Regions from separate parts of the Homo sapiens genome. Here region 2 is linked to region 1. A link is an interaction called in ENCODE POLR2A ChIA-PET data of the cell type or tissue named here. Cell type or tissue: K562. All regions are shown on one strand. Each heading gives the region's core, and the rest is flanking DNA. Links, peaks and the distances in the headings are about the cores only. Region 1 holds the start of LOC124904474 (a long non-coding RNA gene). Region 2 overlaps RGS2-AS1 (RSG2 antisense RNA 1).

Region 1 (16,263 bases), core at 2,409-7,408:
GACCAGCCTGGGCAACATACCTAGACCCTGTGTCTACAGAAGCAATTGTAGATCATTTTTGTTTTTATCTAAGTACCCTTATAATTGCCCTACCAATACTGGTTCATTGGAGGATGTCAAAATACAATAAAAGGCAAGATTAGTGGTAGAGCTGAAAAATTAGAAAATTAATTAGAAAAAAACAGAAAAATAGTCTGGTTTCTTTGTCTTGGGCAAAAGCAGTCCACATCTCCAGATATTAGCTCCTGAAGAATTCCTAAAAAATCTTTAGTTTTATGTCTTCTGTTAGAGTAAATGCCCAGCAATCAGAAGAAAGTGGTATGTCTTTTTAGTTGGAAACGATGGATCCAACATCATTACCTTGGAGTTTAAACCACTACCTCAATTGCTAACAGTACCCAATAAGGTTCTTTCCACCAGTGCCCAAGGACAGTTTTATTCTGGTTCCTTTTCCAAAGGACCAAATTGCCAGGTTTTAGATCAATCAAAGTCTGCTTAGGTAAGTATTTTGGAAATGCACTTGAACCTACTAGGGATAATTCGGCAGGTAGCATAAGTCTCATGAAGCATTTATTTATATTACTCTGTAATGGTAGAACGTAGGATTGGAAGTAAAATTTTCAAATACATGGGTAGGGGGAGGCTGTTAATTCAAGAAGAGATAATCTGTGGGTCCCAGAAGGGGTTGATTTATTGTCATCAATCAATCATGACTAATGGCAATTTGAAGGGCCATGAAATTTGTTTTTCGAAACTGTTGATAATTTTAGTTTTAGGACTCTGTTAGTTCTCTTTACTTTTCCTAAAGTTTGGGGGAAATCAGTGTGTGGAGTTATAGCTCCCTAGCAAGGAAAAGCCTCAGTCCATCCAGAGAGTAAGCAAACAACAACCCAGACATAGTCATAGTTTATTCCAGGGAATTATTATGGGTTGGGTACTTAATTATGGGTTAATTATTTACTTGATGTCTTTGATATATATAGGTTTATTCAGATTGTCCATTTCTTCTTGTGTGAGTTTTGGCAGATTGTGTCTTTCAAGGGGTTCCATTTTATCTAGGTTATGAAATTAGTGGGATATAGTTGTTCACAGCATTTGTTATTATCCTTTTAATGTTCATGTCATCTGTAGAAATGTCCCCTCTTTTATTTCTGATTTTAGTAATTTGTGTCTTCTCTCTTCTTAGCGTGACTAAGAGGTTCATTGATTTCATTGATCTTTTCAAAGAACCAGCTTTTGGTGTGATTACTGATTTTTTTACTTTCAGTTTTACCAGTTTATGCTTAACTTTTATTATTTCTCTTCTTTTGCTTACTTTAGATTTAATTTGCTCTTCTTTTTCTAGTTTCCTGAGGTAGAAGTTTAGATTATTGATTTTTAGGTCTTTCTTCTTTTCTAATATATACATTCAATGCTACAAATTTCCCTCTAAACACTACTTCGCTTCCTCCCATACACTTTGGTAAGTTATGTTTTTATTTTCTTGCAGCTCAAAATATTTTAAAATTTATCTTGAGATTTCTTCTTTGACTCATGTTATTTAGAAATGTATTGTTTAAACTCGACATATTTTAGAATTTTCTCGCTATCTTCCTATTATTGATTTCTAGTTTAGTTTCATTGTGGTCTGAGAGTAGATATTGTATGCTTTATATAATTTTAAATTTACAAAAGTGTCTTCTATGGCCCAAAATGTGGTCTGTCATGGCGAATGTTCCTTGCATGTTTAGGAAGAATGTTTATTCTGTTGTTGTTGAATAGTCTATAGATGTCAACTATATCAAGATGACTGATGGTGTGGTTGAGTTCAATTACATCCTTATTGATTTTCTGCCTGCTGGTTCTGTTCATATCTGATACAGGGGTGTTGAAATCTTCCACTATAATAATGGATTCATATATTTTTCCTTGTAGTTCCATCAGTTTTTTGCCTTATATAATTTGACGCTCTGTTGTTAAGCACGTACACATTAAGCATTGTTCTGTCTTATTGGAGAATTGACCCCTTATCATTACATAATGCTCTTCTTTATTCCAACAAACTTTCCTTGTTTTGAAGTCTGCTCTGTCTGAAATTAAAATAGCTAATCCTACTTTTTTTTATTGGTGTTAGCATGATGTATTTTTCTCCATTCATTTACTTTTTATCTATATGCGTGTTTACATTTAAAGTGGGATTTTGTGGATAACATAGAGTTGGGTCTCATATTTTGAACCACTCTGACAATCTCTTTTAATTGGTGCAGTTAGACCATTGATGTTCAAAGTTATTATTGATAAAGTTGGATTAATATCTACCGTATTTGTTATTGCTTTCTATTTGTTGCCCTTGTTCTCTGTTCCTATTTATATCTGCCACAGTTTTTCTCCTGTGTGTGTGCGTGTGTGTGTGTGTGTGTGTGAGAGAGAGAGAGAGAGAGAGAGACAGGGTCTTGCTCTGTAATCCAGGCTGGAACCTAATGGTGTGATCATAGCTCACGGCGGCTTCAAACTCCTGGGCTCAAGTGATCCTCCCACTGAAACCTCTAGAGCGGCTGAGACTACAGGTGTACACCACCACACCGAGCTAATTTTTAAATTTTTTATAGAGACAGGGACCCACTTTATTTTTTAGGCTGGTATCAGATTCCTAGGCTCAAGAAATCCTCCTGCTTCAGCCTCCCAAAATGCTGGGATTACAGGCCTGAGCCACTGCGCCCAGCTGTTTGTGGTTTTAATTGAGCATTTTATATGGTTGTATTTTGTCAGTCTTTCTTTCTTTCTTTTTCTTTCCTTCTTTCTTTCTTTCCTTTCTTTCCTTCTTTCCTTCTTTCTTTCTCTTTCTTTCTTTCTTCCTCTTTCTTTCCTTCTTTCTTTCTCTCTCCCTCTCTCTCTCTCTCTTTCTTTCTTTCTTTCTTTTTGAGGTGGAGTCTCACTCTGTCGCCCAGCTGGAGTGTAATGGCACAATCTTGGCTCACTGCAGCCTCCGTCTCTCGGGTTCAAATGATTCTCCTGCCTCAGCCTCCCGAGCAGCTGGGATTACAGGTGTGCACCACCACACCCAACTAATTTTTTGTATTTTTAGTAGAGACGGGGTTTCACTATGTTGGCGGGGGCTGGTCTTGAATTCCTGACCTCAGGTGATCTACCCACCTTGGTCTCCCAGAGTGCTGGAATTACAGGTGTGAGCCACCACACCCGGCCAATTTGAAGGATTTAAAAATCTTCATTGCTTCAAATATTTCTTCTGTCTTTTTCTTGCTTCTCCTTCTGATATTCCCATTATATGTACATTATACCTTTTGTAGTTGTCCTACAGTCCCTGAATATTCTGTTCTGGGTGGTTTTTTTTTGTTTTTTTTTTTTTGAGACGGAGTCTTGCTCTGTCACCCAGGCTGGAGTGCAGTGGTGTGATCTTGGCTCACTGCAACCTCTGCCTCCCGGGTTCACGCCATTCTTCTGCCTCAGCTTCCCGAGTAGCTGGGACTACAGGCGCCCGCCACCACACCCGGCTAATTTTTTTTTTGTTATTTTTTAGTAAATACGGGGTTTCACTGTGTTAGCCAGGATGGTCTCGATCTCCTGACCTCGTGATCTGCCCGCCTGGGCCTCCCAAAGTGCTGGGATTACAGGCATGAGCCACCGTGCCCAGCCCTGTTCTGTTTTTTCAATCTTTGTTTTCTTTGCTGTTCAGTTTCGGAGTTTTCTGTTGAGAGATCCTTTAACTTGGAGATTCTTTCCTCAGCCATTTCAGTCTACTAATGAGCCCACCAAAGGCATTCATCATTTCTCTTACAGTTTTTTTTTTTTTTTCACTTCTAGCATTTTTTTTTTTCAGGATTTTCATTCCTCTGCTTACATTGCACATCTGTTCTTGCATACTATCTACTTTATCCACTAAGACCCTTAGCATATTAATCATTGTTTTAAATTCCTGGTCTGATAATTCCAATATCTCTGCCATGCCTGGTTCTGATGCTTGCTCTGTCTCTTCAAATTCTGTTTTTTTCCTTTTATGTAATTTTTTTCTTAATAGCTGGACATGATATACCAGGTGAAAGGAGCTGCTATAAATAGGTCTTTCATAACATGGTGGTAAGTTGTGGGGGAGAACAAGTGCTCTGTAGTTCTACGATTAGGTCACAGTCTTTTAATGACCCTATGCCTCTGGACTGTGGACTTAGTTCCCTCCTGCTTCCACCCTTAATTGGGACAGGATAGCTAAAGCAGGCTAGACTTGGTGTTTTCCTTCCCCCAAGTCACTGAGGCTCTGAAAAAAACCCCAGCAGGTTAGACTCTAGTTAACTAGTTTTTGCTGAGGGCAGGCCTTGTTAAGAACATAGTCCTCTACTCTATTTCAGAATGATTCATTTTCCCTCCCCCTGCTGAAAACAAGTGAGGATTTTCCTAACATACTTACTGTGAGAACCAGGTCAAGCTCCTGGGGATGAGTCACAAAACTGTGAGTCCACTCCAACCACTTGAGTCAATCCCCCTGGAATTTTTAACTCTCAGACTTGTCCACACTAAGCATCCAGCAATTCACTGATCACAGTTTAGAAGTTCTTATCCTAGCACTGGTTCTGTGGCCATTTCCACTCATGAGTCTCTGCTCAGGTAAGCTGTGAATCCCTGTATTCATCTCTCTCTCTCTCCAATATTGGGGGCAGTGTTTGCCCTGTATCTTCATCTCTTTCACGGATCCAAGAAAAGTTGATTTTTCAATCTATTCAGTTTTTTTATTTAATGTTACAACAGAATGACAACTTACAAATTCCTTACATATGGAAATAAACATATATGTTTTTTACTTAGAAACTGTTCTGGCTTCAAAACATTATTTATTAATTAAATTAATTATTTGTATAATGTCTTGAACGTAGTTAAGGATCTGAAATTTACCACGTTTGCTCTCACAGTAAATACTTATTTGTAGCACTGTAAGAATTTTATAAAATTTACCCCTAAAAAAAAGTATTACTCTTGCATTGCATGAATACCATTACAAATGTTTTATTTATATATGTATACACACATATTTACATTTATATATGGAAATTTAAACATGTCGTAGAAGCAATGATAATTTATTTAACTCATAAAACCAACATAGGAAATATAGGAAGTATAAATCATGAGAAGATTAACTGTGGTCCTGTTCAAAACAAAATATTGTATTGACATTACTTTTATATGGTATTGAAATTTAAAGATTCTGAATCATGCTAAAAGTTCTTCTTTTATCTTGGAAATAACTAAGATCTTGTCTTTTTACCTTTTAAGTACGGTAACAAGGGCTATTCAGGACTCACAAAATAAACACAAAGAGTTCGATGGCCTTTTCAGTGTACGTGCTGCCAAAATGAGTACTTTGATGACTTTTTTGTTTACTTTTACGTGATTGTTTATCTAAACTATATATTCTTAGAGTGAGCACACAATAATTGAATGTTTTGGTTTTTTGTTTTTTGATTGTTAATCTTTAGAATTTTCTAAGAGAGGAATAAAACAGAGAAACAGAAGAAAATGAGAGAGTTGACTTCAGATAAATATAAAATTATCACCTTAAAAGGCTAATTATGCTTTCTCTGAAAAAAAGAGAAAGTTTAGATATGGAAAAACTCATTTTAACATGTACACACACAAAAGAGCGTTATAATAGCTGATTTAAAGAACAACTTGGGCCCTGGACAATTTTATCCACCCATACAGTGAAAAATCCAACACTTATTAATCTTCAGAGTAAGAAAACAAAGGAAGAGATGTCTCCTACGTTAAATTAAATACTCTCTTTTTTAGACAAGCAAGAAAATTTCCTCATGAAGTCTTCCTCACTTTTTGTTCTAAAGCACCTCTCATATGAACAATCTTATTCTTGTCAAAAATAGCTAAAGTGGGTATTGTAATCTCAAATTGTCTCTGGTAAAACTGTACCAGTTAGACAGATAAACATGCAAGTTAATATTATAGTGTGAAAACATAAGGGAAGTAGGTTTTGTCAAGTAGAAAGCAGGTTTTAATTAAGAAGGCCCTATGAGTACTGCAGTGTTCCCTAAAATGGCATTTGTGTAACTCATGTCTTTATAAATTGGCCAAAGGTTAATGGTCACCAAACATGGGGTGGACAAACCTCCTGATTCCAAGCAGATAAAATTAAAGTACTAACACAAAGACAAAACTAAGGAGGATGTCTTTGCATAATTTGTAATGGAGACTCAAGACAAAGAGTTGGTTCAAAGAGAGTGGTCTGAGGAGACCTGAACTTCCCAGCCCCCAGGGCCAGCACAAGGATAGAATTATAGAGCCTCTGCCTGGTATCTTCTTGTAGACTTTTTCTCTAATTGACAACTTGGTAAGCAGACAGACCGTAAAAGGAACAGCTGGAAGACTAGACAACAGTTTCACCAAGGAACGATACAAGTCTGATCAGATAATGGAAGGATGCCAGGGCACCTAATTCCTAAGAAAACAAAATAAAATTCAGTGCGAAGAACTTCAACAAAATATTGGAGCTCAATTCAGTATAAACTTACCTCCTCACTGTGTGCCAGGGGGCCTCAATCAGAAGACACAAGATTCCAGATGTGACGTCCACACTAGAGAGTTGAGGATCTTAGCCTGCAGCGGCAAGGTCTCAGCTGAATCTTGGTGGAAACTTCACTTCTGTCAATGACTTGCAAACAAATATCACCAGGGGCACACTCTAGGCAGAGTTAGTTCACCACAGGCCCTGAGCATTCCTGCATATTCTTGCTGAGGATGCCAAATTGCAGAGCTATCTTTCTGCTGATTCTGAGTAGTTGCTGTAGCTCATCACATAGGTAACTAAATACATGAACGTAGCCACAGCATTGAGACAGCCACATGGGAAGGAGTCCCTGAAGAAACTCCAACCACCCTGCCCACAGGGGTGGAGTCTCAGGAAGTTCACGATGTTTGCAGAGCGGGGAGCCTGGCCCCATCTCTTCTGTGTGGAAACTGGGATTCGAACTGCTGAGTAGGAAGCGCTCTAGCAGGGACTCTGGCCTAGCGAGAGTCCCTGTTTCCCCCTTTTCTTCCCTTTCACCCAATAAAACCCTGTCTTACTCACCATTCAAATTGTCTGCAAGCCTGAATTTTCATGGCAGTGGGACAAGGAACCCCGTCTTTAGCTGAACTAGGGAAAAGTCCTGCAACAGCATGATTACTGCTCATTCACTAGATGAAGAGGACTGATTTGATTGCATCTTGCTGTAATATTTGTTCCTAGACCTTTGGCCCTGGGCAATTCTCTTAAAAAATAACCCACTGTGGGGGCCAGGCACGGAGGCTCACCCCTCAAATCCCAGCACTTTGGAAGGCCAAGGCGGGCGGATCACCAGGTCAAGAGATTGAGACCATCCTGGCCAACATGGTGAAACCCTGTCTCTACTAAAAATACAAAAATTAGCTGTAATGGCACGTGCCTGTAGTCCCAGCTACTCGGGAGGCTGAGGCAGGAGAATCGCTTGAACCCAGGAGAAGGAGGTTGCAGTGAGCCGAGATCGCGACACTGCACTCCAGCCTGGTGACAGAGCAAGACTCCATCTCAAAAAACAAACAAAAAAACCACTGTGGGTTGGGTGCGGTGGCTCATGCCTGTAATCCCAACACACTGGTAGGCCAAGGTGGGCATATTGCGTGAGTCCAGGAGTTTGAGACCAGCCTGGGCAACATGGCAAAACGCCATCTCTACAAAAAGTACAAAAATTAGACTGGCCTGGTAGTGTGTACCTGTAGTCCCAGCTATTTCAATGGGGCTGAGGTGGGAGGATGGCTTAAGCCTAGGAGATCAAGGCTACAGTGAGCTGAGATCATGGCACTGCACTCCAGCCTGGGTGACAGAGTGAGACAGTGTCTCAAAAAAAAAAAAAAAAAGTAACTGCTGTCATCTGACCTTCCATGCCTCCCTGTTGCAACTGGGGCTCAGGAAACCAATGCAAATATGTTGACACTCTGGTTACTGCTTTCAGTAATAAAGCCCTTCATTGTTGATCCAAGTGTGTTGTCTCTGTGTCAGCATTCATGAAACCTACAAACTAATCTGTCAGCTTGCAAGGAGAATAAAATGTCCGACTCTTCACAGTTCTTGATCAGGAGGTGGCAGATTCTTTTCTGCAAAGAGCTAAATATTAAATATTTTAGGGTTTGTGGCCACATAAGGGCTCTGTCAAGTATTTTTCTGTATTGGTTTGTTTTGAAACAACTCTTAAAAATGTAAAAATTTCCAGGTGCAGTGGCTCACAACTGTATCCCAGCACTTTGGAAAGCTGAGGTGACAGGGTGGCTTGAGCCCAGGAGTTTGAGAGCAGCCTGAGCAGCATAACGTGACCCCATCTCTACAAAAACTAAAACATTAGCTGGGCATGGTGGCACACATCTGTAGTCTCTGCCACTCGGGATGCCGAGGTTGGAGGATTGCTTCAGCCCAGAAGGTCGAGGCTGCAGTGAGCTGTGATTGCATCATCGCATTCCAGCCTGGGTGACAGAGCAAGACTCTGTCTCAAGAAAAAAAAAAAGTAATAATCTTTCTTAGCTTTTAGGCCATACAAAAACAGACCACAGATAGGCTTTGGCTCCAGTTTGCCGACCCTGCTTTTAACACACATTTTTTAATCAAACAAAGTTAAGTTTATTGGCTGTTTGCTATAATCGAGACCACATATTATGTGTATCTGTGTAGTATTTCTGCAAGAAGGTGTTAGACTAGATCTGTTCAATTTTGTTTTTTGTAAGGGAATTTTGGAAAGGATTCAGTGATATGGGGTTTTGCTCTGTATTGGTTCCTATCACAAAGCAAGGGTAATTTTATGATTGGGTCTCTTAATTTTCTCTAGAATAGAGATTAGTAAACTTTTTCTGGAAAGGGCCAGATAGAAAATACTTTAGGCTTTGCAAGTTACATATGGTTTCATTCATATATTCTTCTTTGAATAATATTTTAAAGAGTTTGTTGAACTCTTTAAAAAATGTTTAAACCATTCTAACCCAAGGGTTGTTAAAACGCAGGTTAGGAGTTACTTCCTCTGATATGCCTTCCCAGATTCTCAAATTCAATGTAGATTCCCCTCCCATGTATTCTCCTAGATTTTCGTGAATGCTAGATTCATTTATATACTGTTCACTACAGTGCCTGGCATATGGTGGACACGTAATATTTGTTGAATGCAGGAATAAGAGTTTAATTATTTGTGGAATCCCATCACTTAATGGTGAGAGACAATATACAAATGGGAAATGGCCAGACTATATATAACAACAGAATTCTGACCCATAACTGCTGCAGCAAACAGATTTGGCCTGCAGAGTTGTATTTTTATTTATCTAGAAGGTGGGAAGAATGAAGTGAGGCTAAAGCTGTAAGTGGCAAAGAAGTAGAAGTCACTCAAAGTGGTCATTTGGGGATCTGTGTTAAGATATGATTATTACTGATTGGTCTTGTTTTTTCTTATTTTGTTTTTTAGAGACAGAGTCTTGCTCTGTTGCCCAGACTGGAGAACAGTGGTGATTATAGCTACTGCAACCTCAAACTCCTGGACTCAAGCAATCCTCCCACTTCAGCCTCCCAAGTAGCTGGGACTACAGGCACACACCTGGCTAACTTTTTATTTTGTGTAGAGACAGGATCTCCCTTTGTTGCCTAGGCTGGTCTCAAACTCCTGGCTTTAAGCAATCCTCCTGCCTTGGCCCCCCAAATTGCTGGAATTACAGGCATGAGCCACCACACCCAGCCCTTGTTTTGTCTTGATTCATTATGGTCACAGAGTGGTTTTATCTGGTTGTTGGTATTCTGAATTTATTTTTATTTAACAGGAAAACACAATGATCCAGCTGTTAGTGCCAATCCAGATCCTGAATGGCAGAGGCTGCTCTTCACTTTGTCTATAAGTAGCGGGAGTGGAACTGACTTCTTTCACTACTGCAGTCCTGACTATGCCCATATCAGATCCCTTATCAGATTTGTGCTTTATATAATAGCAATCAGCTTGATAGGTCTTTGTTCAGTGTTTGGACCATATAGTGGAGCTTTGGTAACACTAGAACTGGAGACTTGTGATTAAATCTCATTACCATTAATGTTAAGTATAGCCTTGTGTGGGAATGTTACAGAGAAAAGGACTTAGAGACTTACCGAATCGAAACTTTATGTCTTGGGAACTCTAAGGATAAAAGTAATTTTAAAAAAAGAAATGGAACAATTTTTTCTATCTTGGATAAAATAACAATTGAATATTGTATTGGTCAGGGTTCTCCAGAGAAATAGAATATATATAAAGAGATTAATTGAAAGGAATTCACTCACATGATTATGGAGGCTGGCAAGTTTAATATATGCTGAACCAATGTCCTAGTTGGAGTCCAAAGGCCAGAAAGCTTCTGCAGAACCAAGGAGATCCAATTATCCAGTTTGAAGGCCATCAGGCAGGAAGAGCTAATGTTCAGTTCCAAGGACATCTAGCAGAACTCTTTCCTGGCTGGAGGAGGGTCATCATTTTGTCCTATTCAGACTTCCAACTGATTTGATAAAGCCTACCCACATTATGGAGGGCAATCTGCTTTACTCGGTCTTCAAATTTAAATGTTAATTTCTTTCCAAAACATCCTCACAGAAACACCTAGTGGCCAAATACTTGGGCATCCATTGTCTAGTCAAGTTGACACATAAAAGTAATCATTAAAGATATTGGGCTTTTTTTTTTTTTTTTTTTTTTTTTTTTTCAGAATTGAGTTGAGCTTGACTCAACAGTCATCTCCTAGGATAAATTGTACCTGTATTGATAATTGTTCTAAGGTGCTCCAATAATATGGGGATCTGTTGGGGCTGGGGGATGATGGTCTGATCTCAGTCTGGTTGGCTACTGGTACAGCAGAAGAATAACATGTTGAATTTCCAATAAAAAGAAGCAGCAAGCCCAATTCAATAAAAACTTCAAAGAATATCTAATAAATAGCCTTTGCGAAACCAAGAAAAGAAAGTAGAGGGCAGTAAAAGTAAGGCATATGACAGAACTAGATTTGTTGGTTTATTTGCTCTTTCAACACGGATTTTTAAATATGGAAACACAGACAAGTCATGCTTGCTTTTTTAAACCAACAAATTAAAATTGCGAACATGGCTAATTTCAAATCAGATTAAATAAAAAATTTCTGCATGGAAAGCATGTAATAGCTTTTGTCTTCTTCCTTACCACCTGGAGAGCTCTTCCCCTTCCCTTCTCCCTCTGCCCCCACCTTGTCTGCCTAACTCTTACTCTTGTTAAAACCTTAGGTTACAAGTTTCTTCCTCTGCCATTCCTTCCAAAATATCAAATTCAATTTAGGCCTTCCTCTTATGTATTATCCTAGGTTTTCATGAATGCTAGTGTCATTTCTGTGCTGTTCACTACAGTGCTTGGCACATAGTGGGCACATAAAATTTATAGAATTCAGGAACAAGAGGTTAACTATGGAATCCCATTATTTAATGGTGAGGGACTGAATATATAAATGGATAATGGGCAGAACACACATGACAATAAAACTCTGACTTCGAGCAAACAGACCAGAACAATTAGAACTTGGTTAATGACTACCAGCTTTCCAAATATGCTCCCCAAACCAGTCATATAGGATGCTTCCCTTCCAGTTGGCCTGCCTTCACGTCTTCATGCCAACAACTTTTTTTTTTTTTTGAGATGGAGTCTCACTCTGTCACCCAGGATGTAATGCAGTGGAGCCATCTTAGCTCACTGCAACCTCTGCCTCCCGGGTTCAAGCAATTCTCCTGCCTCAGCCACCAGAGTAGCTGGGAGTACAGGCATGCGCCACCACACCCAGCTAATTTTTTTTTGTATTTTTAGTAGAGACGGGGTTTCACCATATTGGCCAGGCTGGTCTCGAACTCCTGACCTTGTGATCCACCTGCCTCAGGCTCCCAAAGTGCTGGGATTACAGGCGTGAGCCACCATGCCTGGTCTGTCACTTTACTTTTAAAATGTACAACTTGATATTTTGATACATGTATATGTCTTAGTCCATTTTCTGTTGCTTATAACAGAATATCTGAAGCTGAGTAATTTGTATATAAATTGTTCTTACAGTATTGAATGCTGAGAAGTGCAAGGTCAAGAGGTCACATCTGGTAATGACCTTCTTGCTGGTGGGAACTCTGCAGATTCCCCAAGCCATGTAGGACATCATGGGACAAGGCAGCAGAGAACTCTGTTTTATAAAGCTGCCAGTTCTACTCCCATGATCACCCATTAATCCATTCATTCATGTTCCAGCTCTCATGCCCAATCATCTCTCAAAGGCCCCACCTGTCAGCACTGCCACATTGGACAGTTTCAACATAAGTGTCAGAGGGGACAAACATTCATTCCAAAGCCTGATACACTGTATAATAACTATCACAATCAAGCTAATTAACATAGCCACCACCTTTCATATTTACCATTTTTTTCTATTCCCTTTATTTTCTTCTCTCTTTTTCTTTCTTTCTTTTTTTTTCCAGACAGTCTTACTCTGTCGCTCAAGTTGGAGTGCAGTGACGCAATCTCAACTCACTGCAACCTCTGCCTCCCAGGTTCAAGCGATTCTCCTGCCTCAGCCTCCCGAGTAGCTGGGATTACAGGCGCGTGCTACCATGCTCGGCTAATTTTTGTATTTTCAGTTGAGATGGGGTTTCATCATATTGGCCAGGCTGGTCTTGAACTCCTGACCTCAGTTGATCCACCCATCTCAGCTTCCCAAAGTGCTGGGATTACAGGCGTGAGCCACCGCACCTGGCCCCATTTTCTTTCTTGTGTGCAAGTGTGAGAACACAAGATCTACCCTCTTAGCAAATTTCAAGCATACATTGCGATTTTCCTAACTATAGTCACATTGCTGTACTTTAGCTCTCTAGAACTTACCTATCTCGCATAATTGAAACTCTGTACCCTTTGACCAACATCTCCCCATTTCCACCTTCTCCCAGGCCCTGGCAACCACCGTTCTACTGTCTGCTGACATATTTCTTAACTTGCTATTGCAGTCATCACAACTATGACCAAAAATAATAATCACTTCTGTAGCTACCCCACGAAGCACAAAGAAGTTGAAAATTATCAATATATTTATTAATATATTATGCTGAATTCAGGCATAACACTTTCTTCTGAAGTACTTTACATTCTGAAATCCTTAAAAAAATCTGTCCAGTGAATTCTGTGCTTGATAATAGTCCATCTATGCTGTATTAAAATTAAATTGTAACATGATCGGTTCACCTCATAATGATCTTTATTTCATAAAACAATTTGAGATGAGGTAAAATTTGACTTCAAAACTAACATAACACCATAAATTTCCAAAATAGTTTTATAAAAAAATTAAAAAGCCCACAACACTATAGATAGATAACATACCTTAATTTTTATTTTATTTTATTTATTTATTTTTTTATGAGACGGAGTTTTGCTCTTGTTGCCCAGGCTGGAGTGCAATCGTGTGATCTTGGCTCACTGCAAACTCTGCCTCATGGATTCAAGCGATTCTCCTGCCTCAGCCTCCCGAGTAGCTGGGATTACGGGCATGCGCCACCACGCCCGGCTAATTTTGTATTTTTAGTAGAGACGGCGTTTCACCAATATTGGAGGGGCTGGTCTTGAACCCCCAACCTCAGGTGACCCGCCCGCCTCGGCTTCCTAAAGTGCTGGGATTACAGGACTGGCCACTGCGGGAGCTGCGGCAGCTGCGGCCTCTGGGTACGGGGTCAGCGGGCAGTCCTGTAATGGCCACATTACAGGACAGGCCATCGCGCCTGGCCACATGCCTTAATTTTCAAAGTCAAATTTGTCTTTAAAAAGAATGAATTCCTACCCTTTGGGGGTATTTATTTTTGCAACTAACTTCCATCCTTTTATTAAGTAATCAAACATAGCCCATTTGAATGTTGGAAAAGAACTGTCAGAAATACAAGTTCTTATTTTGTACTTTGGTAACATGAATTTTACACTTAGTTGAACATGAAGAATCAAAAAAGCTCTGGATTGTTGTAATAATTGTTTAGAATTTTAGATGTACCATTTGACCTTTGACTTTAAGATGAATTTCAGTGTCCTCAGTAAATAAAGGCTTACCCCCAACCTTAAATAGTGACGCACAAAGGCTATTATTACCACCACTGAGTGGCTTAAATAATCCTGTCAACAGCAATCGCCCATTTCCAAAGCCATGGTGAAACATCTCTGTGCTAATTTCTTTTGTTTTGTTTCCTAATTTTTTTTTTTTGGCAGGTGGTGGGAAATAATCTTTGTCTTCTTTGGAGTAAACCTTCAACACCGGATTTTTTCTTTTAATTATGGATGTAAACCCCAATATCCCCATAATTTACATTGGGTCTCGACCAATTGCCTAATTATAAGAGGATATATTTAGGCTCTTATTTCATCCACACAAAAACTTGTGTAACAGGTAGTTGGAAACATCTGAGGCACCACTTTGATTCTGTTTTGGATGGTCATGTTTTTTCTCCTCCGTTTCCCCAGCATGTCTGCCACCATCCTCATGCACTGCTTCCAAGTGCCTGGGAGCCTTTATGAGCGTCCCTAAACCTAAAAGAATCCAGAGGCGGGGCTCGGATGAACCCTCGAGATAAGCAAGTGAGCCGCTTCTCCCCTCTAAAGGATGTTTACACGTGGGTGGCACTCGCTGGAATCCAGCGCTCGGGCAGCCCTGGGAGGACGCGCTCAGCTGCGAGGAGGTGACCGGCGGCGGCGCGGGCAGTCCGGAGGGGCGGGACGGGGCGGGGCAAGGCGGGGGCCGGGCCGGAGGAGGCGGGCTCCCGGGATCCGCGGTGTCCGGCAGTAGAGCTCGCTGCAGATCCGGGCTCTGACCATGATTTGGCGCCGCGCGGCGCTGGCGGGGACGCGGCTGGTTTGGAGCAGGAGCGGCTCGGCAGGCTGGCTTGACAGGGCGGCGGGAGCTGCGGGAGCTGCGGCAGCTGCGGCCTCTGGGTACGGGGTCAGCGGGCAGGAGTGCCGCGGCGTGGTGCGCAGGCCTTGCGGGGGTCTGGAGAAAGCGGTGGGCGGAGGTGCCCCTTTGCCCCGGCGCCGGGTGGGCGAGGCGTACTAGCGCGTGGGCTCTGAGTCATAACACGCAGAGGCGCTCGAGGGATGGGCAGGGAAGGGTGCCCTCCGCGGCTGTGCTGACTTCAGGAGCCTGTGACTCTCGCGTTGAAAATACTTCACTCATGTTCACTTAGGCCATCCCTCTGTGAATTGCTACATAAAATACAAGACGCCGCAATCAATTGGAATTTCTCTGAAAGAGCGAATGATTCTTAGTCCAAGTGTGTCCCAAATACTGCAGTGGACATAGGAAAAACGGAACAGTTTTCTGGTGTTTGGTTACAATTCTAATTTGACCGGGCGTCCTGCATTCTTGTTTGCTAAACTTAGCCACCCTACTGCAGGAAGTGAAGGCGATGATTCCCGCTGAATGGCCAGAGCTTTTAGGATAGAGGCTGACTGATGGTGATGCCGCCTGCGGCTAGACCGAGGATAGTGCTTTCCTTACACTTCCTCGTTTGGAATATCAGCGGCTTCGGGACCTGCAGTGGAAGGGAACTGCGGCTGTGCTGCCCACGCCCGCGCGGCTGGTGCCTGGCGGTCCTGCCGGCTCGCACTTCCGCGCCTGCCACTGCGCACTTGGCCGGAGAGTCTGTCTCGCTATCTACTTGATCTGGGAGCTTCTATCAGTTTTGCAAGATTCTAGGAATCTCAAGTTTAACTTTCCAGACCAAGCTAGAGACCCCTCCTGAAGGGCTAATCACAGGCTGTTAAGTGTTTGACAGCTCTTTGAGGCCCCGCCGTGTTTTTTTCTGCGTATCCCTGGGGTCAATATAGCACTTTGCCTACTTAGCACACAGTAGGCGCTCCATAAATGTGGCATGACTAGGTGCTTCATCTGTGTTGAAATGAAATGTTTATTGTGCACTTACTTCCTCCGTGCATGTTTCTATTCATAGTTCGCGACAGTTTTTACCAAGGTCAACTAGAAATTGAAGGGAAAGGGTGTCTTCCAGAAACTTTTATTTGGGTAATATTTCAGAATGCACCTCCTACCTCCTCTCACTACCCAAGAAAACATTCTCTTGTGTTCTATTGGAGCTCCTTCAGTAGTAAATGCTGTAGTAGATGGTTTGGGTATGACAGTTTAAGTGCTGGACCTGAGATGAAAGGACTTGCTTTCTTAGTTGATAAACCAAATACAGCTTGCTGATTTATTCCACCAATGCTCTTC
Region 2 (16,263 bases), core at 4,100-9,099, 180 kb after region 1:
AAACATGGAGATGGAAGTCTATACATGGAATTGCCAATTACTACAATGTACATAATACTGGCATAATTTCCTCTAATTCCCAGTTAGAAGATCAGAAGTTTCTTCTCTAAGTAAATTGGACAGTGTCCCCCCACCCCCCCCAACAAATGACCTCTAAATGGTGTCATTTAAGAACCCTGGTATAATAACTTGTTTACTCAGTCATCTCCCTAAAGCAAATCAGCCAGTTGAAACACTTCATTCATGTTAGCAGAACCTTAAATATGAACAAAGGCTAAGGGATCGCTAGAGATTTGAGATAACATGAACACAAGTGGAAAACAAAGAAATCTCTGGTCCTCGAGGAAATACATATAGTGCAAAGAACAAGAGAGAAACAATGTGTAGCAACTTGGATATAGCTGGAGGCCATTATTCTAAATGAAGTGACTCAGGAATGGAAAACCAAATGTGATATGTTCTCACTTATAAGTGGGTGCTAAGCTATGAAGATGTAAAGTTGTAAGAATGATGTAATGGACTTTGGGGACTCGAAGGGGAAGGTTGGAAGGGAGGTGGGGGATAAAATACTACATATTGGGTATAGTGTACACTGCTCGGGTGATGGGTGCACTGAAATCCTAGAAATCTGAAGAACTTACTCATCTAACTAAAAATCACCAGTACCCAGAAAAACTTTTCAAAAACAAATGACAAAGGACTTGTATAGTAATTTCACTGAAGAGATATACAATACTATACAAAGAGATATATATTACTATACAAAGAGACTTGTATAGTAATTTCACTGAAGAGATATACAAATGACAAATAAGCTCAGATTTCCAAATGGCAAATTGAAGATGTCCAACATCACTGATTATTAGAAAAATGCACATAAACATTTTATTATGGACACACAGTTACCATAATAGAATATTATTCGGCCTTAAAAAAGGAGGGAGATTCTGACACAAGTTACAACATGGAGAAACCTTGAGGATATCATGTTAAATGAAATAAGCCAGTCATAAAAGGACAAATGGTGTATGGTTTTACTTATATGTAGTCCTTGGAATAGTGAAACTCATAGAAAAAGAACTAGAAAGCTGATTGCCAAGGGCTGAAGGGAGAGGGGAAAGGGGAATGATTGTTTAATTGGTATAAAGTTTTGAAAAATAAAGAGTTCTGAAAATGGAAGAAAAAAGAGAGAAACACCAAATAAATTCTAATTAGTATTCTCACGGGAATTAAGGATGCCTTGAGAAGGGAATTCAGAGACCAAAAAATAGATCCTGGAAATAGAAAATATTCATTAAAAATTTTAAAAATTCTATAAAGTAAATGAAAGATAATGTTGAGAAGAATCTCCCAGAAAGTATCACAAAATAGCTAAATGGAGGGCAGATATTTCATGGAAATCCCTAAAAAAGATTTTAAATATATTTTGTATAAAAATTTAAAGTTGTTGATATACAAAAGAGGAGAAAGAGCTGATGGAGATACCCAAGATTGTTAGGCAGTAAGTGATTCTGGGAAAGGTAGTGATAAAGGCAACAGCAGAGACAGCTGTGGTTACACAGCTGTGTGAATTTCAACAAGCAGTGTAACCTCTTTGACATTTCTCAACAGTAAATTCAAGACAATCGGACAATCATTAAGAAGGCTAAATTAGTTCAAATAAGAAGCAGCACCTGCCTTATAGTAAATGCTCTCTAAGTGTTGGCAATTAATATGACCCAAATCTCTTTTTCTTTGGAAAACCAAGCTCTTGGGAAAAAAAAAAAAATCAAAACACAGATAGGGATTCTATGTTCAAAAATCCACACTTGTAGATGAGCCTTTACTTAACTTTCAGACCATTTGTTCTGCTATGAGTTAAAACATTCATTTCGCTGCTCCTTTAAATTCTTCGTTCTGTCTGTAGTGTTGTGCCTCTCTTCTCCCAAGGCACCGGGGAACACTGTGGAATTACAAGGATAACAAACTTGGTGTCTAACTCTAAAGTTAATTGCATCACAGGAACAGATGTAAGATTTCAAATGTTACAAGATCTACAAAAGAGTCAGATGATGGCAGGATTATATGTTCTTGAGGTTTAAAATAGTGATAACCCAGACTTAGGTTGAAACAAACAGCAACCCCTGTAGCTTCTGTAGAGGAAGTGAGGCCTGCTTTGATGGGAATTCTCATTTGGACATGCAGGAAACATGATGAGTATTTCTCCTGGGCCTCTACCTGTAATAGTAGCAACCCTCAGTGGAAAAAAAGGACACTTTTGTGGAAGGGGTAACTTTTCTTCCTTTTTGCTTCTTTCCTCAGGGACATTCCACTTTCCCAGGCTTTTGTATGACCTGGTATGGTTTTTGTGATTATGACAGGATTTTCTGTTCTTATGCACTGTGTGTAAGTTCCCTGTAAGTCTGAACCAAGCCTATAATCTTTCAGTTTTCTGTAAATCTTGACGCAGGCCCCTCCAAGGCTTTGTGTTTCCAAGTATTGGAATTGTGATTTGATTGGGAAGATGTATGAATCAGGGCACATGGCTGCAAGTGACAAAAAGATCTTCTCAAAACAACTTTATCAAAAAGAAATACTTGTTTGCCTACCTACCTGGAAAGTCTGGAATACAGCTGACTTCAGATATAGTGGAGTACAATAGCTTAAATGAGAATTAGAGATGTCTCTCTGCTTTTCATCTCTGCTTATTTCTGTTTGTGTTAGCACATTGGGCCTCTTTTTCTGGTGATACAGACAGGCTTCTTCCATACGACTTGGGAAGATGGCTATTAAGCAGCTTAAATTTAAATCTTCCTAGAATTGTGACTCCAAAGGCAAAGAAGGAAGTGCTCCTAATTTGAACTAATCTAATAGTCACATGGAGGATTCTGACTGGCCCATGTGGGGCCTTGTGCTCATGTTCTAAGGAATCATTGTTGCTTGAAGCATGGACAACTCTGGCCTGACATGGTCCCTGGCTCGTACCTGTGACAGGACACTGAGGTAAGGGGGAGGCCTTTCTCAATGAAGAGGGGATGTGCTGTTATCACACATGTAGCAGATAAAACTATAGTTACTGCATTTAACATGATGAGAGAAAAGAGGAAGCCGATCCTCTTTCGTTTTCATTATATCTTTGGCTTGATAACCATATTCAATCTTAGCTCCTCAGAGACCTGGTGGATATTCTTGATTATTAAATTAGTGCTTGGCAGATATATTTGGCAATTGGCATTCATACACATTCGCGCACAATATTATGACAATACATTTTGAATAATGCTTTTGATTGAGCTGTTTATTCATTCTCACTTTCAACAAGCTTCTGTCAAGTACCTAGTACAGGACATGTACTAGAACAAGTCATGGTCTCTGCCCTCATCAAATTTACAGTGTAATGAAGGAGGAAGAGACAGATAGACAGGCACATACCCTTTGAAACTGTACTAAGTACTACAAGATTATATAACAAGAGTAGATACCTTGGTTATATAGGCATATGAGAGACACTGTCTCACAAGAAGTTATATTTAGGTGGAGTCTTGAATGATGAATTCAAGTTAATCAGTTGAAGGTCTTAAGAATGAGCTTCTAGGGAGAAGAAACAACATGTGTGAAGGACCCAGATTGGAAGGAAAGTACTGAATGATATCTGCTGTATGAGACCGAGGAGAGTGAAGGGCACAAAATGTGAGGTGAAAGATGAAGTAGTAGATCATATAGGGCCTTACAGGCTGGACTATGAACTGCACATTTTTATCCTACATACTAGTGGGGAGTCCCTGAACGATTTGATTCAAGGCAGTGATAATTTGATGTATGTTGGCAAAAATCATTCTGGTTATTTCATTCATTTATTTGTTTGGGCTATGGACTGTGGAACTAGGGCACAAGACTGCTTGGGCTTGAAGTCTAATTCTTCCACTTACATGACCCAGAAGAAGTTATCTAATTTCTTTGTGCCTCCATTTCCTCATCTGCAAAATTAGACTAGCAATAGTAACTACCCTCATAGGGCTGTTAAGAAAATTAAATGAGTTAAAATGTATAAAGGTAAGAAAAGTCAAATACTGCATGTTCCCACTTAAAAGTGGGAGCTAAACATTGGGTACACACGGACACAAAGATGGGAACAACAGACACTGGGGACACTAAAAGAGGGGAGGGAGAGGGTCAAGGGTTGAAAAACTACCTATTGGGTACTGTGTTCACTATTTGGGTGACAGGTTCAATAGAAGCCCAAAGCTCAGCATCACACAATATATCCATGTAACAAACCTGTACATGTCCCTCCTGAATCTAAAACTTAAAAAAATAGGAAAGAAAGAGAAGTGCTTTGTATATAGCATTATCTAAATCTTTGCTATTATTGTTATTTAACATATCTTTATTGAGCAGCTGCTATGAGACAGACATTGAGGAAGTATGAAATTGTCTTTGCAAAGTATGACAGTGTTTGCTCACTAGAGAAATTATGTAATAAGGGTCAGAGAGTGTTGGGTGTCATTTTGAATTTGGGTGATCCTGATTTTATAAGGTTATCAGTCTGCCCACTTTGCAATTATGCAGGTTATTGTCTATAGATTTTAGAGTTAGACAGGCAGAACCTGAATTTTATTTCTGGCTTTGCCTCTTACCAAATATCTTCATTTAATAAGTGTCAGTACCCTTATCTGTAACATGGGAACGTTAAATGTACCTACCTCATACTGTTACTATAAAGAATAAACAAGATTATATATGTATGTATATATGTATGTGTGTATTTATACATATTGAATTTTTAGCACTGTGTGTGCTACATGATAAGAACTCACTAAATGGTAGTTACTGTGAATCCTAATTTAAGAAGTCGTGATGGTATGTTTATTTCAATGCAAATTTCCGTGCTTAATGTATTTGTCTGTCTAATATGCGCTCTGAGCTATTGACAAATTGGATTCATTGTTAGTTGCTTAAAATATACCCCAAAGAGGAAGAATGCACACTGGGCTAGTATTATAGTTATTTTTAACTATAATAAAAAATGGAATGGAAAAAAGCAGAATAGAAATAAGAGAGATTTACAATGTTGCTAAAAATACTTATGGATTTCTTAAAGCTTTGATGATGAAATTATAAGCTAAATTTATGTTAAAAATAATTATTGAAAAGAAGAAGATAAAATTGTGGAAGAGATATATCCAAAATACTTCCTTAGCTAACAAAGAATTAACATTTTAAAATTATCATTTTTAAAACTTGCATATGGAGCTTCAAATTTTATCCTCTTATTATTTTAAGGAAACAAATAAATTTAGTGAATTTTATAAAGCACAAATGTTTGCTCTTTAAAAGATGAAGTCTGATTTAAATATCTTTTTGTCATTTTCAAACTTATTTTCAAATCTACCCTTCTGATTCCTATTCTTGTCTCTAAACATGCATTATTATATGCTAGAGCTAGATGGATTTAATTTTTTATGATCTAACACAAATAGAAAGTGAAATATGAAAAGGATATTTCCATTTACATAGCAATAAGTTAACATTAAATCTAGCTTTATGATGTTTAACTTTGAGGTATCCTGCCAAAACACAATTGACTGATAGGATGGAAATGAAAGCCACTAATGGGATGCCTTGTTCTATAAATCAGAGTTGAGGATTATGGAGCTAAGGTCATTTTCTTTATCGCTCTTTGAGGGAAGGCAAAGTAAGTAAACAAGCTTAAATGAGTCTATGGGCCTGGGTTCTCTGCAGGGATACTAAGAGAAGACTAAGACTAAGAGGTAACTGACCTCGGGAAGTTTATCAGCCTGTGGCAGATACCTACAACCACTCAGGAAACAAACTAGGAGTAGGTGCTTGCAAGTAAATTGACTATAGGAGAAAGAAAAGAACAACATTAGAAAGAGAAGATCACACAGAGGAAAAGTGAATTATAAGGTGAAACGCCCAGCAAATATCCTGTAATTCCTCTGCACTGCACAAGCCAGAACATGATTCTAATTCTTCCATGCTAGAATTGACAACACAATCTACTGAGAGAGGTTCTTTAGCATTTAAAAAATATGAGAATAAAGATTTATTTGGCAAAAATTTTCTTATTATTAAAAAAATTTTAGATAATTTTTTACAGCCCTCTGTGCAGAAGACACGTATCTCATAAAGGAAAGACATTTATATATACACACGCCTTGCATTTTAAGCCTCAAATGATTCTTCTAAAAATACAAAGTATAAACTAGGTATTTGGCACGAAAAATTTAAAAGAAGAATGTACAATGTCTCTTTTTTTAAAATAAAATATTTATTTCAACTTTGCAGGAAACTAATGCTTTATTTGTTATTAAATTCAGTTCCTTTTTCACCTCCACATTTTCTCCTAGACCACTGGAATTTCCTCTAACTCTTTGATTGCTCGCTTGTTTTTATGTGTTTTGCCCTGCTTATTTTCCTTTTTCTGGCTAGTTTCAGCGTCTAGTGAAACTACACAACTGTAGTCCAGTAGTTCCCTGAACTTCAGCTTTAATGAACAAGAAAGTAAAAATACATTAGGGGACACCAACATGGGATTGCCAATTTCCTTTTTGTTTTGCTAATGAGAGACATTAAAAATAAATTTCAAAATACTGAATAAAGACTCAGAAGAGTGGGAGGGTGAGAGGGGGTGAGAGATGAGTAGATGGTGAGAGGAGGGAACCATGTACACTATTCAGGTGATGGTTATACTAAAAGCCCACTACACAGTCTATCCATGTAACAAAACTGTGCTCGTGCTCCTTAAATGTACACACATTAAAATAAAATACAGAATAGATTTAGTTTTATACAAAATTCCCTACATTGTTCTTATGTCTGTTATTTCCCCCTGGTCTGGTGAGAAATGTGTTATTGGCTGATCCCAGTCCGGAGCCCCACTTTGGATGTGCTGCTCTACTCCAAGAGAATTAGTCTAAAGGATCTAAAGCTTCAGGTTAAGAACAAAGAGTTAGTTCCCTATATCCTTTGTTCTATGATTACAAAAATTTACATAAAAACACTTTTAAAATTATGTGTTCTTTTTTGTTAAAGGAAATATAATCTTCAGTGACTCTTCATGATGTTGAAGGTGAAATCTCATTTGGAGATGATTACTTTTTCTTTTCTTTTTCTTTCTGTCTTTTTTTTTTTTTTTTTTGAGATGGGGTCTTACTCTGTTGCCTAGGCTGGAGTGCAGTGGTGTGATCACGGCTCACTGCAGCTTTGACCTCCCAGGCTAAAGTGATCCTCCTGCCTCAGCCTCCTGAGTAGCTAGGGCTACAGGTGTGTGCCACTACACTCAGCTAATTTAAAAAAAATTTTTTTTGTAGAGACAGAGGTGTCACTATGTTGCCCAGGTTAGTCTTGAACTCATTGACTCAAGCAATCCTCTTGCCTTGGCTTCCCAAAGTGCTGGGATTAACAAGAGTGAGCCACCATGCCCGGCTGGCTTACATTTTCATTATCTGGGCCCCATTTGCTGTTACAGCCTTTTGCTACCACTTACACTCCCTTCCATATGTGGGTCTCCATACACCCCTGTCTGAGGTCCAGTCCTACTGAATTGCCAGGCTCCTTTATGCTTTAACATGTGCTGTTTATTTTCTGAGGACTTTTCATTTAAAACCCAATTTAAAGACCAACTCCTTGAGGGAGCCTACCTGGGTACCTCCAGGTAGAGGCAGTGACTTCTTCCTCTGTGTTTTTCTAAAAGAGCTCCTTAAAGATAGAAACTATGTTCTTTGAGATTTTTGTTATGCAAATGTGCATTGCTCTAAAGTTAAAATGTATTAGGCAAAACTTACCCTAAATTTTGAAATTTTAATCTTTCTTTTAACATGATTAAAATCTTAGGCAAGACTCCTTTTGTACTGGCTTGTGTAGGCAAAAGAAAGCAGTATAGAGATTTATTCTCCCACTGGCATGAAAGCTGTGATTCTGACCACCTTCTACATCACTGTCTACCACCCCTACACCAGCTCTTAGAAGACAGAGTAACTACAGGCAAGTGTTTTGTTTGTTTAAGATAGCACACTACACGCTCAATATATCTATGTATATACATGAATAATGAAAAAAAATATCTGGATAGATACATACACACAGTCTCTACTCACACATACACACAGAAAAGTGAACAATGCTTATGGATATATATTTTCCTTTATTGTGAACAACTTTCCATGCCAATAAATGTACTTTTATTTCATTATTTTTCTGCTAGCTGCCTGGATGGCTATATTTTATTTAGATTTTTAATTCTTTGGAACAGTGTTCTAGAATAAATATTTGTCAAATGAAGGACAAAACATCTCCTCAGTGCTTTCATCTAAGCCTGATTTGAGACTCTAATGAGTCCAGAAGTGACCTTAACTGCAACCTCCAATAGGAAAACAGGAAGGAAAATGATAGAGAAGTGGTGGCAATGGAGTGACTCATTCTGTTTTTGTGTTTTTCCCCTCCTATCATAAAGTAAAAAACAGTAGCTGAAAAAAAGATGTGGTTTCACAAAACATCATCATCATTTCCTTACTAAAATGACAATGTAGCAACATATGATTATGAAAATTGACTTGGGTGCCCAGATTATATGCCCTTGACGCAGGATGCAACAGTTACTTTACCCAAAACATTACCTTTACTGAGGTATTAAGAATTCTGACATCATGTTCTGAAATAAAGTAATTGACAAAACAATAAATTGATTTGAGATTTGAATTGATTTGAGAAACTCTTTAAATATATGGATTGCATTATATGACTGGCAAGAGACATGCAATTGGGAAGGACCTACCCTCAGAGTGCCTAAGATTGGTGCCTAATGATGTTATGAGGCTCACCTGCCCAACACTAGGAAGGAAGAGAAGAACTTACAAACTTCTCTAAAAATCTTGACCTTGAACTATGGCCTCTCTCTGCTCCTGTCCTCCTTATGGACCTGACCACCTAGTGATTTGAGTAGGATGTGAAGGTGCCATGGCCCAAACCCCAAACCATCATCTATTGAATAAGGTCTGTTGTTGCCTAGAGGAACTCCCAACCACCATCTTCCCAGCCTTTGTAAAGGAGCCATTGTTCTAAATAGGGAGAGAAGCCCTTTACTTTACCTTTTCCTCCAACAGGCTTCAGGGAATAGCTGTGGTTCCTTAACGTTGTGAGTTGCCTAGTCAAGAGCCAGTCTCCCTTTTTCTTTGTTAGCGAAGCCCTGACTTCTCTTCCTGTGCCTCGAAGGTAAAACACTGCTCAGTTTTGGTAATACTTTTGTCTTATCAGAGACTGGTGTAAGGATGAGTATGTGATCTAGGTCTAGCTGATAAGAACTCAGCTGGAGAGCTTCTGGAAAAAATCTCTTCATTATTAAAAGGAGATGCAGGGATGAAACAGTCTCTTTTCTTACATAGGATGCTGTGGTACCTGGAGTGATGCCAGACTGCAGAGGCCACCTGGTGACATGAGGAGAGATTCAACTTAACATGGTGAGGATGGCAGAGTAGAGCTAAAGTGGAAAAAGCATTTCCCTGATGAATTTAAGAAGCTACTGAATAAATATGTCTGGAAGTACCTAACTCTGGACTAAGTGGCTTTATTTGGTTAAATTGAGATTCTACTTCTTGTAGCCAGAAGCAAACTTATTGTTTAATTCTCAATATTAAGAAGTCCTAATGATTCCTTCTGTTGCTTCTACCAAATCTGGTTTTAGAACTCCTGGGACACACATATTCTTTATCATATAGGAATCTTTACTAACACTATTCCATCTATGGAAAATAACTGTTTATTGCACTGCTATTTAATGAAAATATATTGATCCTTTTAATCTAGTCTAAATCCTATTACCTGAGATAGCCTTCCAACATTCCACCAGGCAAAATGACTTCCTTTAGTCTATGTATTGCACTTGGTTTGGATCAGCCTTTCTGCAGTTATCCTTTTTTGCTTTAATCTATATGTATACATTACTGAATCTCTTCAAGTAGATATAAACCTTCTTTAACACAGAAATGAAATAATTTTTTTCCAAATGATTTAAGGAATCATGCATCTTTTTTTCCCATCAAGATCTCTCCTACAGCCCTGGTACAGTACCTCTTAGCAGGCGCTCCTTACGATTTACCCAATTGGTCATGTGTGAAATGAAAAGGTTGAATTAAATGATATTGACAATCTCTTCTGACTATAAGATACAGTGATGATGTCTACACTGAAGTGAAACCATACTTCTCACAGATATATAGAAGTTTGAGAGTTAAACATGAAAAAAAGGAAAACTCTAAGCGTGGATGGTGGTGAAATACAAATATCTTGTATTTTTTAAAATATCACTGTTTTTAATACTACTAATTTTGAACATCTTTACTCATGATATTTACTTTTTGGTGATTATCCAGGATAGCTCTTTGAAAATGCAGAAAGTCCTGTTGTTTAGGAAGAATGTACTAGAAATAGAGTCTCATAATACGTGGCCAATCATAAATATTTTACAGGCCTGCCAATATTTTGGGATTTATTGTAGAGTCCTCTGCCCTTGTTTTAAACTTTGCACACCCATGACATGTTGGGTTTGGAGGAGGATTTGCTTTGTTTGGGGGAAACACTCCAGTGGGCTATTTTTGAATTATGTTTGACATTTAGACTTGGAAATACTGTATTTCCAAGATGCTTATCCCTCAATAAGCTCGCAATGCTTATGTAAAAGTATATCAAGAGAAAATTTTAATCACCTGTTGATGTGATTTTTTTCATAAAGGACTTCCTTAATGTGGACTTCTCTTCGTGTAGATTAAGTGGTGGGTACAAAAATAAACACAAGATGGGGGAAAGTATTCAAGGTTCAAGAACTCAGACTTATCCCTTAATTATTTTGCTCTTATTCTCATTTCTAAGATTTATGAACCTAGGAAAGACACACACACGCACACACAAAATCCCTAGAGACTCTGTGTTTTGGTTTAGCTTAATGATGGATCAAATCTCTGCTTGTTTTTCCACTGGTACCTTGATTAGTTCTATTGGCTCACATGAGAACAGGCAGCTAGGTACACATTAGCTTCTTGCAAGGTTCCACTGAAGAGATGGAGTGGAGGTGGGGGTGTGGAGGAGACAATAGGAGGAAGAAAATGAAGACTGATGCAGGAAGACAAGGGAGGGAGAGCAGGGAGCTTCATGCATTCCTTGGCTGGGCATAGAAAATGGTGACTTTACCTAGCTGCAGAGCTGAAGCTTCTTAGGTAGAAATCCTGCCCTGTGCTTGTCTAGAAGGAGACACAGCGTGGGGAATTTAGCAGAGTTACCTGCAGCTAAGGCCAAAGCAATTGCAAACTGTAGAAGTGGAAGGCACTTGTTGTGTTAAATCAAACTATGTTTTTGACTAATGATCATTTTCTCAAAATGAAAAGTAGCCATGAAACCAACCTGTTTTCAGTTTCTATAAAACACAACAGTTCAATATCTCTGCACCTTTGCTCATGTTATTCCCTCTATCTGGACACATCCCTGTTTCTCCACCTATCTCTTACCCTTTCCCCCAAACCTGAGAGAACCTAAACATTCCTTAAACTCCCCTTTTCTCTGAAGCCTCTTCTGACCTCACTTTCACCTCTAATCAGGTAGAATTTACCATTCTGATTTTGAGCTTCCCACTATAAATGATAAAATTTGTTGTAGCCCCTATAATACCTTAGTGAATTTATTTTCTATATTTTTCTTCTATTATTGTGTTTTTACCCTCTTTAGGGCAGGGACTGATTCCTAATTATCTTTATATCCTTAGAATTCAGCACTGAGACTGGCTTATTGTAGGGATTTAGTATATGTTAGTCCTGTGCGTAAGTAAATGAAGAGTGGTGAGGGAGGAGGTTTAACGACTAAATTGGTAAGGGCAAAAGGATTTCATACCCTTACTTGGTAGATCTGTGCGGTGGTGGTTACCACCCTACAACTTCTTCAGAAGCTGTCATTTCCATGGGGCGTGGAGCTCTGCAATGAGGAGCGTCCCTTCCCTGCTCTGTTTAGGAATCCTACTATTAGTATACTTTCTGGGCTTATCTTCTCTTTCCCCAACTAAATCCCTTGTGACCTCATGGAAAAAATGAAAAATAACCAGTTATCTGAAAAAGTTTGCTTATTTGCACCTAAATTTATTCAACAACCTTCACCAAGTATTTACTGAGTATTTATCATGCTCCCAGCACGATGATAACCTACATGAGAGCTAGGGGATATTGCAATTTGCAAAATCTACACAAGTCACTGTCACTCCTTTGAGGTTCCCAAGAAAAAAATTCCAGAAAGCAATTCACCAGTGCCCTACATTTTAATTTTGTTCTTATATTTATTGGGGATGAATGAAGAGTTCAGCAGGAAATTTCTCCTTTGCTCTGGAAGGTATTTGGCCTTATAGAAAAGAATATTGGCTTTGGAGGCAGCTAGAACAGTCTTAGACTCCCTTCTCTTCATTTGAAGCTATATGGTAATTCACTCAACACCTATAAACATCAATTTCTTTATCAACAAAAATGATAATACCTATACTTTGTAATTATATTAAGAATTAAATGATATAATGAACACGTGAACACATCTAGGAAACAACGGTGCTCACAAAATGTTAGGTACTCTCAGTATTATTATTATTTCACATAGTGCAGAGTGCTAAGAGTAATACCCTTCAGCAAACCTTGTGCCATCTTTATGAATGTGTTATGATTTGCACATTTAGAGCAGACTGTATCTATTAATTCTTTTGTGGAGTGATAGGGATTGCTTATAACATACTGTAAAAATACCTTGATGGAGAAGAGAATCTGATAAGAGAATATCAAGGCTATCATCATTGTTACAACACTGGGATTTCTTCCTTGGAGTCTTGGAACTACTCCAGGCCCAGAATTCTCCAGCTCAGCTCTGCCAGGACTAGATGAGTGGTGGTATGTTGAGGCTCAAAAGATAGCACCAACCATAGAATTTGCACTATGGAGTTAAAAATACTCAAGTTTAAAACAAAATAGTGCTTCTCCCACTATGATGTCCATATCCTAAATCCCTAGAATGCATGAGTATGTTGCCTTATGTGGCAAAAGGGACTTTACATTACAAATGTGATTAAGTTAAGGACCTTGATATGCAAAAATATCCTGGATTATCCAGGTGGGCTCAGTGTCATCAAAGGGTCCTTATAAGAGGGACACAGGAGGAATCAGAATCTGATAAAGGAGATGGGACACTGGAACCTGAGTTTGGAATGATGTACATAGAAGATGGAGGAAGGAGCCACAAGCCAAAGGATGAAGGCGGCTGCAGAAGCTGAAAAGGCAAGGCATTGAAAGAATTCGCCCCTGAAGCTTCCAGAAGGAATGTAATTCTGCTGACAAATGCTGTTTTAAGTCACTATGTTTGTGGTAATTTGTTGCAGCAGCAATAGAAAACTACACACATATTAAGTTTGGATAAAGAAAATGTAGTATATTGTGGAATAATGAAATATATTCAGCCTTAAAAAAAGAAGGAAATCCTGCCACGTATAACAACATGGATGGGCTTGGAAGGCATTATGTTAAGTGAAGTAAGTCAGACACAGAAAGACAAATACTACATGATCTCACTTATATGTGAAATCTAAATAATAGTCAAACTCCTAGAAGCACAGAGTACAGTGGTGGTACCAGGGGTTGGGAAGGGAGGGAAGTGGGAAGACATTGGTCAAAGAGTACAAAGTTTCAGGTACGTGAGATGAATAAGTTCTAGAGATCTAAAATACAGCATGGTGACTATAGTTAACGGTACTCTATTGTGCACATGAGATTTGCTAAGAGAGTAAGAGAGATCTGCCAAAAAATAATTATTATATAGCTATGGATATGTTAACTAGCTTGATTGTGGTAATCGTTTTACAATGAAAATGTTTATCAAAACATCAAATTGTATGCATTAAATATATGCCATGTTTATTTGTCAATTATACTCCAATAAAGCTGGAAAATAAATCATTTTGGCACTTTGAATTGGAGCTTAGAGAAGTCAGAGCTGGAGGCATTTTTCAGTATGAAGTTGGTATTCCAGCTACAGGACTGGCGAACTTTGCTCTGCCACAGAGTGTAGGTGGAAAGTTTGGGCCCTGGAGCAGCAGGGGTCAAGCAGGGAAAGAGGAGCTCAGAAGGAGAGGCCAAGGAGGTGGATAAAACCTTCAGAGGGCAAGTGTCCCGGAAGCTAAGTGAATGAAGAACATGCTTAAGAATGAGGATGGAATCATCTTTGTCAAAAAAAAGTCTCTCTCAGCCTTGTTTCATTATCTAGAGATAATATACAAACAAAAATGGTCAGAGCTCCTAGAAAACCTTCCAAATGATTGTTGTACTTAATGCTATTATTGATAAATGAATTCAGATCTCTTTTGATTGTTCAGAAACATTTTAGGGCAGACCAACCTTGAAGCAACCCAGTTAATTTTTTTCCTTCTTTTAGCATCCTCTCTGTTTCGGTCTTAGTGGTTCCCTTATAATCATGGGTTCTATAGACAGTAGAGACTGGTCAAAAGACAGAAAACAAGCACTAACTTGGCTCTTTTCTTGTGTAAGGAATAGCTCTTGAAAGACAATAGCAAATGATGATACTTTGATGCAGCTAGAGAAAAGACTGTTTACTAAAGTACCCTGCCTGCTTTGCGCCTTTTCCAATGTAATTAAATGACAATAAAATCCCACATGAGAGTACATAAACAATTGCAGTGGAAAGACTGGAAACTTCATTATGCATTTATTAACTAAAGATTTGAGTAAATGATTGCTAACCTTTCTATTTTAAGACAGCCTGTTTATTTGATTTTTTGGTCATCAGTCACTCTCCGCTCTTTCTTATAAGAGTTGTAATGAAATAGTTTAACTATTTTAATTAAATTTAATTTTGTTCCAAAATTCTGATGTTCCTTAAGGTCACTGGAGAGAGTTGCAGTGTTAAAAACTACATATGGGAATAGCTGGGCTAAAAGGAAAAACAAGTGCACAATGGAGCTAATAATTCATTTCAACTTGAAAGCATTTCTTAGGATTTGCTGTCATTTAAAATCACTTTGAAGTCTAGTTTTTTAGTCAAGGGTTTTGGAACACCATTCATTCCTTGTCCTAGTCTACGGTGGCTCTAAGTTGGCCTTACCATCCCCGGATATTATAATAGATAGAGCTTCTTCCTTTTGCTTACAGAGTCGATTTGCTTACAGAGGCTCCTGATTTTCTTTCTAGCTCCATCTGATGCCTCTTTCCCCCTGGGCGTCTGTATTCCAGCATTTTATTTTTTGGAAGTGCCCTCCTATCTCCTGCTTCAGGGCTTTGGCAAGAAATGTTTTCTCTGTGGGAGCTTACACAAACCAGTCCTCAGAGTAGGAACATACATTCAATAGCTGGGCTTTAGGATCTGAGCCTAGGGCCCTCCAGGGAGGCCCAATAAACCTGCTAACATTTTGGCCAGTGCCACGGCATTGGATCTGCCTCTCTGGGGAAACCACTCCCCGCCACCCCCATCTTTTGTGGTTCCAAACCACAGTAGATGGCAGGACATCTTCATAGTCATGAGGAACCTGTTGTTCAAGTCCATAAGAATTGCCACAATATCATACGAAGCCACTTCTTCATCTAGCAAGCAGAGACTACTAATTCCCTCAGATCCCCTTCTTACCATGGAATCTGGCACATTTTAGACACTCAACAAATATTTGAAGAGTAAATGTATCCCTCCTGCTTTTCTTTCACTGTGCCATACTTTCCTCACATTCCCGTTTCCCTCCTTACTCAGATTAGTTCCTGCAATCCTTCATTATAATCAGTCTTTGTCTACCCTTCACTCCTTTCCCTCTATCTCCCTCTGTATTCATTTTCTACGCTGCAGTAACAAATAATTACAGACTTAATAGATTAAAACAACAGCTATTTGTGATTGCATCGTTTCCAAGGGTCAGAAGCCCAGGCACACGTTTACCAAGTCTTCTCCTCTGGTCTTACAATGCGGCACTAGTCAAGATGCAGAGTCTTCCCCTAAACTCACACAATCGTTGGCAGAATTCTTTGCTTACAGCTGTAGAACTCACACTGGTTTGTTTCTCTAAGGCCAGCAGGAGAGTGTCTCTGAGCTCAGAGAAGGTCTAAGGTTTCTGTGAAGGCTTGCTTGATTAGGTCAGGCCCACCCAGAATAATTTCCTTTTGATTAGAGACCTGTAAAATCTCTTTACCACATAACAACGTAATCGTGGGAGTGATGTGCCATCATATTCGCAGGCCCTGCCTACACTAAGGG

What was found. ChIA-PET counts read pairs that join two places held together with the same protein. Peaks named below come from ENCODE experiments on the same cell type or tissue, not always from the same donor. Only the 100,000 strongest peaks of a DNase experiment are listed, where the experiment ranks them.
Region 2: POLR2A ChIA-PET joins it to region 1 with 5 read pairs; 2 of 35 experiments call an interaction of 5 or more read pairs at or near these places.

The regions. Positions count from the first base shown.
Region 1 is chr1:193,103,976-193,120,238 of GRCh38, reverse strand. It overlaps LOC124904474 (a long non-coding RNA gene), which reads left to right and starts at 4,520. Exons shown (of 2, transcript XR_007066776.1): 1 at 4,520-4,596; 2 at 9,462-11,159. It overlaps GLRX2 (glutaredoxin 2), which reads left to right and starts at 14,825. Exons shown (of 4, transcript NM_197962.3): 1 at 14,825-14,975. The coding sequence starts at 14,857. RefSeq lists silencers at 4,266-4,560, 14,647-14,886, 14,666-14,960, 14,937-15,036 and an enhancer at 6,210-7,116. In K562, for the core only: no CTCF peak of the experiment used is centred there; DNase peaks (open chromatin) are centred at 4,398, 6,158, 6,638, 6,898 and 1 weaker place.
Region 2 is chr1:192,929,024-192,945,286 of GRCh38, reverse strand. It overlaps RGS2-AS1 (RSG2 antisense RNA 1), which reads left to right. Exons shown (of 3, transcript NR_126003.1): 2 at 7,867-7,986; 3 at 9,384-9,543. Among named protein-coding and RNA genes, the nearest start is that of RGS2-AS1, 11 kb to the left of the region's middle. In K562, for the core only: no CTCF peak of the experiment used is centred there; no DNase peak of the experiment used is centred there.